2 separate regions of the Homo sapiens genome follow, and region 2 is linked to region 1. Evidence: read pairs that join two places in POLR2A ChIA-PET (ENCODE). Cell type or tissue: MCF 10A. All regions are shown on one strand. Each heading gives the region's core, and the rest is flanking DNA. Links, peaks and the distances in the headings are about the cores only. Region 1 overlaps LOC124904510 (a long non-coding RNA gene). Region 2 has its middle 220 kb from the start of KCNK2.

Region 1 (5,391 bases), core at 230-5,229:
AGCCAGGTCTAAGCTGCCTCTTTGTAGATTTCAATCTTCTACAAATTCTGAGCAAAGAAATTTGCTTTCCATTCTACTATGACATTTTCGGACATTTGCTTAAGATTATAATAAATTGTAAAGACCTGATAATTAAAGCCTCAATCTGGAGATAACATAACACTTTGGAGTGATTGTTTCTTTGCTGTTTTGTGAATGAGAATGATAAATCCAAGAGAAGATAAAGGACTTTGTTAAGGGAAGCAAGTCTGGCCTGACACCAGTGTTGGAGCCAGTACAAAACAGGCATTGAAATTGACTTATGGGACTTTCAAAACTCACCCAAAAGTCATTTCAACTATGGTACCTGATCCCTCTCCCTTCTGCCTCCACTTTATCCTATACATATTTTTGTCACAGCCTCCATATCACTTTATGCCACTTAGTGATTCATCTGTTGGTTTTCCTCCTTAAAACTAGAGATTGAATTGTATTTTACTATTTACCCTCAGCAATTAGCATAGTCGCTTAACAAACGTTTTTGTTTTTAGATTGAATTACTTAATGACTAAAATATAATAACTAGACTGATACATCACAGTCCAAAATAGAAGTAAAGAAATTATTATAAGAAAGCCATGGGATAGTGTTCAGACAGGAAACTAAAGTATTAAGGTAATATTGCAGCAAGTTGGGGTTGCATTTTAAAACTGTAATTAAAATTCCTTTCTCTTTCTTCCAAAAAAGAGAGTGTGGCCCCCAATGCTACTTAGGCGAGTGAAGAACAAAAAGCTAAAGCTTTTAGGAATGAATTAACAGCATTTGCAGTGACCTAGGTGAGACTGGAGACTATTATTCTAAGTGATGTAACTCAGGAATGGAAAATCAAATATCGTATGTCCTCACCAATATGTGGGAGCTAAGCTATGAGGACGCAAAGACATAAGAATGATACAATGGACTTTGGAGACTTGGAGGGAAGGGCAGGAGGGGGTCAAGGGATAAAAGACTACAAATGTGGGGCAGTTTATACTGCTCAGGTGACGAGTGCACCAAAATCCCACAAATCACCACTGAAGAACTTACTCATGTAACCAAATACCACGTGTACCCCAATACCCCTATAACTGATGGAAAAATAAAAAATAATAATAAAATAATAAACAAAGCTAAAGCTTCTTCCTTCTACCTTTAATTACGGGGAGCACAACATGGCTTTAGAATTGTGAAAGGCCAGAGAACCCCCAAGGGTTTCAAGACAGGTTCCAGCAGGGCAGAGTTACTGGACTCTAGACAAATAGAAAATGGCAGGTTTGTTCCTCATAGAATTCTAAGAAGTTTTCTCAAAGTATTTCCTCATTCCTCTGAGAGCTGCAGTTGGCCTGTGGGTCCAGCAGTCAGAGTTTGTGTCTAGGCTGAGCATCACATGCTCTTCGGGTGCCCCTGTGCCCAACTGTCCTCTTCTTCTCAGTGTTCTGGAGCCCCCTCCCTTGACAGGTGGTTGTTACTCCCAATTTATTCTCAAGCTTGTCAGCTAGGATTATTTTCCTCTATCATCTTAGACAGTTCAAGAGGTAATCTTAGCAAACATATTATCTAATCAATACAATCACTTTCAACTTTATGGTTTGTATACACAGTGATCCTTAATTCTAGCTAATATTTCTACAACCCCACTGCCATGTTCTGAATGTTTGTGACCCCCTAAAATTCGTATGTTGAAATTCTTACCCCCAATGTAATGGTATTAGGAGGTGGGGGCTTTAGGAGGTGCATAGATCATAGGCCTGGAGCCCTCATGAATAGGAGGCTGAGAGAGACCCCTCATCCCTTCTATGTGAGGTTAGAGTGAGATGATGGCTATGAGGAAGGGCCCTCACTAGACACCAAATCTGCAGGCATCTTGATCTTGAACTCCCCAGACTTCAGAACAGTGAGGAACAAATGCCTATTGTTGTAAGCCACCCAGTCTATGGTAGTTCATAATAGCAGCCTAAACTGACTATGACAGCCACAGAACCAGAATTAGCATGATTACAAGCTGAATACAAAAGAGAGAAGGTCGCTGATGAGTCAAGAATTATCCCCCAAATCCCTCTTTACCAAACAAGGGCAGAAATGTAGGCAGCATTCCATATTAGTGAGACAGAGTAGGATGTCAGGGGGTCGTTCCGGCATACAAAAAACCCACAGCTGAGAGGCAGTGAACATCGGGGAACCTCTTGGGAGGAAATAATGGCCAGTTATGGGAACTGGTTCAAAGAGGATAGGAGAAAAGAGTCCCAAGAGCAAGCTAGGATCCAGTGAACTGAAATACTACACAAGTGTTAAGTCCAGGTTCTCATTACAAGTAAGGGTTTGGACTCAAGAGACAAGGAAGGGGAAAGAGCCTATTTAATGAAAAAGGCACGGGTAAGAGCTCACTTCTTCTTCCTAAGCAGGAAGCCTGGGTTTGGAGACGGGAGTTCGACTCAATCTGCAACTGAGTATGAAGAAGGTGCAGCAGGAGACATTTGAGCTCTTGCAGAGACAGGATGTTGCACAACTTGCCACATGATGTTCAAAATATGCGTCACTATCTTGCCAAGGGCCAAACACCACAGGCAAATGAAAAACATATACCCATCTGTCTTAGTCTGTTCATGCTGCTATCACAAAATGCCTGAGACTGAATAATTTATAAGGAATGGAACTTTATTGCTCACAGTTCTGGAAGCTGGGAAGTCCAAGATCAAGACACCAGTAGATTCTGCGTCTGATGAAGGCTTGCTCTCTGCTCTCAGAAGGGCACTTTGGTGCTGTGTCCTCAAAATGGCCAAGGTGGAAGGTCAAAGGGCCTAACTAGTTCCCTTGACCTTTTTTATAAGGGCACTAATCTTCAGATTTAATCATCTCCTAAAGACCCTCCTCTTAATACTATCACATTGGGTCTTAGGTTCCAGCATGTGATTTTTAGGGGGACACAGACATTTAATCCATAACACCATCTGTTTTCAACATACACGCCCACAGACACCGCCCATCCACCTCTGCATAGAACCTCTACCTCATTGATCCTTTACCTCTCCCTTGAGCTTTGATGCATTTTACTCTGTTTTTCCCTTTTTCAGACCTGTGCCCCTCCTCAGCATACTAGCACTCAGTACATAAGAAATGGATCCTCTACCTAAACCACCACTGTAAGCAAGATGTTTGTCTCACCTCTAATGTGCCTCCAGTAAACTTTTTCTTAAAACTTCCTGAAACTTTAAGGGAGAGAAAACAGAAATGTTGTCCACACTTGCTGATGGGATTAGAGAAAATGCTTCTCCTCTTCCACACTTCAGGAATAGTAGCAAACCTCAGAGAACAGGGAAAACTCCCTGCTGAATTTAATGAGGTAAAGCCTCAGAATTCGGAAGTAGCAATTTAATTGGGGACCTCTGTCTATTCATTAGAATATTCATGAAGATGACAAAGTTTCTGAAAGCCTATAAGATAAATAAAGCCAATGATAGTCTCAATCTTAACGATAGAAGCATGCCCAGTGCTTACACAGTGCCTCATACACAATACATACTTAACAAATAATAGTTAAATTAATTAAATGGTTAAATGAGCCAATGAACGATCTATCTTTATTAACCTTTTCCTGGATTTTGCAACTGAAAAGTTGGGAAATTCTTTACAACTAATTAAAACCTGCAATTTAAACACATAGCTAATTCATCTATGTTGGGGACCATGAACAAATCTTATTCCTTCATAACACTGTTTTTACACAGCTCTCTTCTCTTTCATTGTTGGGTAAGTAAGCCAAAACCTTCATGTTCTTCTTAAGAATCTTGAGGCTGGGCACAGTGGCTCACACCTGTAATCCCAGCACTTTGAGAGGCCGACGCGGGCAGATCACGAGGTCAGGAGATCGAGACCATCCTGGCTAACACAGTGAAACCCCGTCTCTACTAAAAATACAAAAAATTAGCTGGGAGTGGTGGCGGGCGCCTGTAGTTCCAGCTACTAGGGAGGCTGAGGCAGGAGAATGGCGTGAACCCAGGAGGCAGAGCTTGCAATGAGCCAAGATCGTGCCACTGCACTCCAACCTGGGCAACAGAGTGAGACTCCGTCTCAAAAAAAAAAAAAAAAAGAATCTTGAAATACTGAGCTCCTAGTACAGAATCCCAAGCCTCAAATCATTTCCACATTCTCTCCCATTTCATCCCTCATAATTTTCTTCACTTTCATTTTATACCTTCCTCCGCATAGTCTTTGGTCAAGTATACAAATCATTGCATTAATGTGTACTTTCCAAATTCCTGATTAAAATTTAATTACTAATAAGATAATAGTAAAGTGGCAACAGATATTTTCTGCATTGCTTTTAAAGAAAGGTGAAGTAATTTATGGGACTTGGAGTTCCCATGAATAGCTTACTTTGTTATAAGTAAAGTTAATTATTCATCTTTTTATAAATAAAATCTAAAAATAAAATATGCCAGGAATAATGACAAATAGATTTGATTAATTTTGTAATTTATTCCATTTCAATGGGTCTGTCAAGATCTTTTTTTATTTTTTGCTCACTAATACAATTATATGCAAAGCCCAAACCATAGAACATGGAATTAATTTCCACCATTTCACTGTCATTATGATTATCATCATCAAAATTATTAGATTGGCCATTTTCCTTTCTGGAAAGGAAAACAATCCTTAAATGTGGAAAACAGTCTACATCCATTGAAATTCTTTCCTATACCGGTAACTTATATGCCCACTGGCTCTGTCATGTATTGGTATTGTTTTGTAAGGAGTATAAACAAGGGGCAAGGGATGCTGAAGTACAAAGTAAGTGACACTCCTCTCCAAGAAGTGGGATAAAACTCAGAAACCAGAATGGCCCGGTCTCTGCCCCCATTTAGTGTGTGGAAGAGAGACTTTCTCTTTTGTCTTGCCCTATGCTCAAAAGCCTTAGGACCAAAAGCAGTAATATAAGGTTTGTTAATTCTTCATTGAGTACCATATGGCAACAAGAGGACACTACCATGGATGTCAGCAATTATTACTAAGCCAATTCAGGCCACCACGTTACTCTTTTGGTATTCTTCTTCCATTAACTATAAGCAATATAAATCATTAATACCATATAATACACTTAAACACTTTTGCCCAATTTAAATTGAAGATAGTCACTGTTACAATTAGGGCTTTGGTCTTACAGACAGACATTCCTGCCTTCTATTCTTGTCATGACTACCAATGGCCAAGTGACCTTATGCACCTGACCTATACTCTGCAGGTCAGTTTCCTCTTCCATACACTGACACAGTCAGTGCATATTTAATCAAGGTCATTAATTTTAGGAAGTGCCAAGCACAAGTGTAGGAGCAGTAAAATACTGTCTTAAAATAGTAACATGTGTGCTTTTCTTTA
Region 2 (5,391 bases), core at 164-5,163, 93 kb after region 1:
TAGGGAAAACTCTAATTTTGAATGTTTGCTAATTTGAAACTCAAAACTGTATTATGCAAACACAATAGTAATTTTCACATTAAAACTGATACATTTGAAGTGGCATTGTTGTCTGGGGTAAATACCTGGGGTTCATTGTCTCGCGCACTGAGATTAAGGATATGGACACACATTCATGGAGTGGGTTAAGGAGCAAAAATTAAATAGGTAGAAGAAAAGAGAGAGGAGAGCAGCACTTTCTCTCTTGTGAGAGCGAGGCATCCAAAAGGGAAAAGGTGGCCTGGGGGGACCACAGCAGATTTTATAGGCAGGCTTGAGGAGGCGGTTTCTGATTTATGTAGAGCCCACAGATTGGTTCAACCAGGTGTGATGTGGTGTTTTACATAGCGTTCGGGAAAGGCTGGTCACCCTGCCCTAATCTTATTATGCAAGTGGCCTTTTCACCATCTTGTCTGCTCTTACCTTACACATAGCTGACCAAGGGAAGGAAGCCATTGTGAACATGTCTAGTACCAGGTAGCTTTTTTCTGCCAGCATTCATGGGTGCAGGCTTCCAACTTGTTTGTCTATGTCTGCAGCTCAATTTTACAGGCTGTTCTTTGTTAGAAAATGATTTGGGGGCTTCTTTTCATTAAAAAGGAAAACCTTACCGAGGACTCCCATACCCTTATTATCTGCCCTAGTAGTTTCTCTTTAACTCCTATATCACATTCAATTGCCTTTATAATATGACTACTAACTATTAATTTTTGCTAAATAATACCTGATATACTTTGGATATTTGTCTCTGGCCAAATATCATGTTGAATTGTAATCCTCAATGCTGGAGGTGGGGCCTGGTGGGAGGTGTTTGGATCATGGGAGCATATACCTAATGTCTTGGTGCGGTCTTCACTATAGCAAGTGAGTTCTTGAGAGATGTGGTCATTGAAAAGTGTGTGGCACCTTCCCACTGTCTGTCTGTCTCTCTCTCTCTCTCTCTCTCTCTCTCTCTCTCTCATGTGTGCTCTCTTTCTGGCTCCTGCTCACACCATGCGATGTACCTGTTTCCTCTTCACCTTCCACCATGATTGAAAATGCCCTCAGGCTTGACCAAAAGCCCAGCAGATGCCAGCACCATGCTTCCTGTAAAGCCTGCAGAACCATGAGCCAATTAAACTTCTTTTCTTTATAAATTATCCAGTCTCAGGTATTTCTCTATAGCAATGCAACAACATAATAATACCATACATGATGGGCCAAAGAACAGAGTTGAGAATGGAGATTGTTTTCTGAATTTTCCATGCTCTGTATATAGTGTGTGCTTAATAAATATTTGCTACTCAAATACAATTTGCAAAATATGGCAAATAATTTTTTTATGGCTTAAAGTTAATTTAACCTTCAGAAGTGACTTTTTACTTCTTTTTTCTTTAAATGCAGAGAAGAAATGGGAGAGTGGCTTTCCAGAGATACTAATAGAAGAGAATGTTGCAAGAAAGGGTGATTTCTTATTCAAGTGAGATATATTTGCATCTACTAATTAGAAAGTTATTGGTGATCCCAGAGGCAACAGTTTCAGGAAAATAGTGGGAATCATGAGCCAGAATGTGATGCTTTGCGAAATGAATTGGAGGGACAAGGAGTAAAAGCAATGAAGAGATAGTCTTCTTTAACCTCTACTTTTTAATTGTGTAACACATCATTCAGAGGAGTGTATTTAACGTATGTGAATAGTTAAAAGCAAACACACTGTAAAAGCTTCTAAGCCTAAAAATTACAGCATGACTAATGTCTTTGAATCCCTCTATGCACCTCCTTGAGCACGTGCACTTCCATTCACCAAACATAACCAATAACTGAATCATGAGTTAATCAGTGCCTTGCTTTTCTTTCTACCTTTGCCATGCATCCATACACATATCTCTAAATGACAATTTTATTTGTTTTACCTAATTTGAAAGTTTATATAGGCAGAATCATAATCACATATTCTTCTGAAAATTTCTTTTAATACAGTAATGATTTTGCATTCATTCAGGTTGATTCTTAAAGTAATAACTCATTTATTTTTACTGATACATAGTATTCCTTTCAATTGAGGCACTAAAATTGATTTATCCATTCTCCGGTTAGTGAATACTTGAGTTGTTCTCTATTTTCTGGTATTGGGAAAATGCTGATATTCATGATATTATGCAAGTCCCTGGCACATGTGCAAGAATTTCTCTTACAACATACACAAGAGTGGAATGACTTTGTCATAAGGTATGTGGACATTCAACTTTATTGTGAATTTTTCTGTTTTTAACCAAACTGGTTCACCAAATTAATAATCTTACCATTTGACCACAGCTTCTCCAATACTTAGCATTATCCAATCTAGTGCACTTTTAGTTTGCATTCTCTTGGATACACATTTGTTTAATATATTTTCTCTTGTTTTGGCCGTTCAAGATGGCCTCTTTTGTTCAATCCTAATTTCTTCTTTCCATTTTTTGTTCAATCCTGTTTCCTCTTTTTTGTTCAAACCCAATTAATGTTTATTTTGCCCTTTTTGGGCAGTTGCATTTATTCAATAAATTTGTAGCCATTTTATGTATTTGGTATACGAATTTTTTATTAGTAATACCTGTTTCAAATATTTTCTACCAGGTTGGAATCTCTCTTTTTAGTCTCATTATGGTCTCTTTCGATGAACAGAAATTTAAAGTTGATATAGTCAAATTTATTAATCTTTTGTTTTATGGTTTGTGCTTTTTCTCACTTTTTAAGGACCACTCCACTAACCAATTGTTAGCTCATGTGTTCTTCTAAAAGTTTTGGTTCTTTTTTTTCCATTCAAGGTCTTAATGCATTTCAGAATGGTCTTACTATGTAGCATAAAGTAAGGATTCATGTTCGTGTTTCTTTTTGTTCCATAGAGAAAACGAATTGTTTTAGTAACATACTGTATTCTGAGTAGACATCCTTTCTGCATAATCTACAATCGCACCTTCATTATAAATCAGAGTTTCAGCTATATCTGTGATTGTTTCTATGCTCTCTATTCTATTTCACTGGTCACTTATTTTATCCCTGTGCTCTACTTTCTGTAACTTTATATGAAAAAGTTTGATATCTAGTTAGGAGACTCTACTAATATTGCTTTTCAAGAATGTTTTTGTTATTCTTGGTCTTTTGCACTTCCATGTAATTTTTTAATTGTCTTTTAAAGTTCCACTAGAAAATCCTACCAGGATTTTTATTGCAATTGCATTGAATATATATAAAAATACATATGTATGTGTGTATATACACACATATATAAATATATACATATCCACATGTAAATATGCTTATATAAACTAGAAGAGAATTGACTTTTATTTAGTATTCTTTCTATCCATGAGAATCTCTTTCATTTTATTTAGCTAATAATTAATCTTTCAATTAAGTTTTATTATTTTATTATTTTATCTATACAGCTCTCATATTTAGTAATTTTTATTCTCAAAGTATCTTTTTTGTAATTATAAATACTTTTTCATAATTATATTTTCTAGCTCTATTTGCTTTATATGTTCTTATATGCTTTGTATATTACTTGTGTACCCAGTAAACTTAATGAACTCTTTTATTAATTCTAACATTCTTCAGATTGTTTCGAGTATCTGATAAAGGTAGAGAGCTAATCCATATCACTCAGCTTTTTTTGGTCTTTCTATTTGTTATAAAATTTATTTTTTGTTTTTGCCCTATTGCTCTAAGGCTCTCAGTTAAATGTTAAGTATATGTGATTATAGTGGTCACTACCGATCTTAAAGAAAATACTCTAACTTTGAATATGATGTTTTCGTAGAAACTTTTAAAATATACTTTATTGAGTTAAGGAGATTCTCACCTATTATTAGCCAAGTTTTGCCTGTTGTAACAGAGATCTAACTTTTAAAATGCCTTATATAGACAGAAGTTCATTTCTCTGTCACATTAAAGTCTAAGCTATTAAGGAAGTCACTTTGTATACAGCCATCAGGAATCTAGCTTCTTTCTATTTTTCCACCATTCCTAAGGTGTTTCCTCCTCCACAGAGTCTGAGATAGCTCAACATCAGGTCCCTTCTCCAACCAGAGGAAGAGAGAGCCATGCTCCCTCCCTATAAGGGTACAACTCTGCAATTCCACAGATAACTCTAAATTATGTCCCATTAAAAAGGCCTTCATAATAGTCACAGCTAGCTTCAAGGGAAGCTCAGTTCTTACCTTGAGCAATTAAATGCCTAACATCTAATAAGGTGTTATGTTATTACAAAGAGAAAGAATAAAAAGATATAAGAGAAAAACAGCAGACCCTGCCACATCTTCTTTTTCTAGTTGCTAGAGGTATTTTTGGTAATAAATGTGCATTAAATTTTATCAAATCTCTTTTATGCATCCAAAGTGAACATATGGTTTTTTCTATTTAAACTCATTAAAGAGAAAATTTATACTAACAGATTTTCACATTTTTGAGCCACAGTAGTATTTCTGGGAAAAAAAATAATTTGGTCATGATTTTTTCATTCTTATACATTATTTAACTTGGATTGCTAGTATTTTGTTTGATATATTTGCAGCAATATTTATAAGTTATATTGGTCTGTAAATTTTCTTATATCATCCTTGTCTGGGTTTTGTGTCAAGGTTATATTAGCTGCATTAAATAAGTTAGTCATTATTCTGACTCATTTGGTTCTCTGAAAGATTTCGTGTAAGATTGTAGTTCTGTTTCTTGAATGTTTGGCAGAATTCATTGGGTAAAAAATGTCTGAACATGATGTTTTCTTTGTAGGAAGATCTTTTAAATAATGATCCTATTTCTTTAATGTTTAAAACTAAGTTATTTTTTAAGAAATGTATCCATTTCACCTATGTGTTCCCACGTTCTGAAATAACTTATTTACCCATTTTGCGGGTTGGCAAAACGTGGGATAAGAAATTGCAAAAAGATATAGAAAGCTAACTTTTAAGAAAGAATAATGCTGATAGGATAAGTTCTGGAATCCACACTGGATAGAGAGGCAAGTGACACTCGCTAAAAGATGAAATAACTAGAAAAACCAAACTACTTTTGCAACAGGATATCGTATTGAACACAGAGAAAACATTCCAGGAGAAATGAAAAAGGCAATGCATAGGTAATGGTTTCAGAAGGGAATTTCGGAATATTAATTCCTGGAGGTGGAAATGTACTGAGTAAAGTCAGATTATAGTGAGCACAAGGGGCTTGGAAATAGGACAGATAGAAGTAAAGACTGTTAATGTAAAAGGGGTTGAAACACTGAAACTAAGGGGCTGGTTGTCACAGTCCCAGATGTTAAATATGTGCCAATTCAGGAAGAGTCCCTACTCTGATGGAGCTTAAATCCAGCAAGGAAGACAGAATTTAATTATA

The links. Peaks named below come from ENCODE experiments on the same cell type or tissue, not always from the same donor. Only the 100,000 strongest peaks of a DNase experiment are listed, where the experiment ranks them.
Region 2: POLR2A ChIA-PET joins it to region 1 with 7 read pairs; 4 of 35 experiments call an interaction of 5 or more read pairs at or near these places.

Annotation. Positions count from the first base shown.
Region 1 is chr1:214,954,660-214,960,050 of GRCh38, reverse strand. All of the region lies in intron 1 of LOC124904510 (a long non-coding RNA gene), which reads right to left. Among named protein-coding and RNA genes, the nearest start is that of KCNK2, 130 kb to the left of the region's middle. In MCF 10A, for the core only: no CTCF peak of the experiment used is centred there; a DNase peak (open chromatin) is centred at 2,540.
Region 2 is chr1:214,861,914-214,867,304 of GRCh38, reverse strand. No RefSeq gene overlaps it. Among named protein-coding and RNA genes, the nearest start is that of KCNK2, 220 kb to the left of the region's middle. In MCF 10A, for the core only: no CTCF peak of the experiment used is centred there; DNase peaks (open chromatin) are centred at 1,764 and 2,194.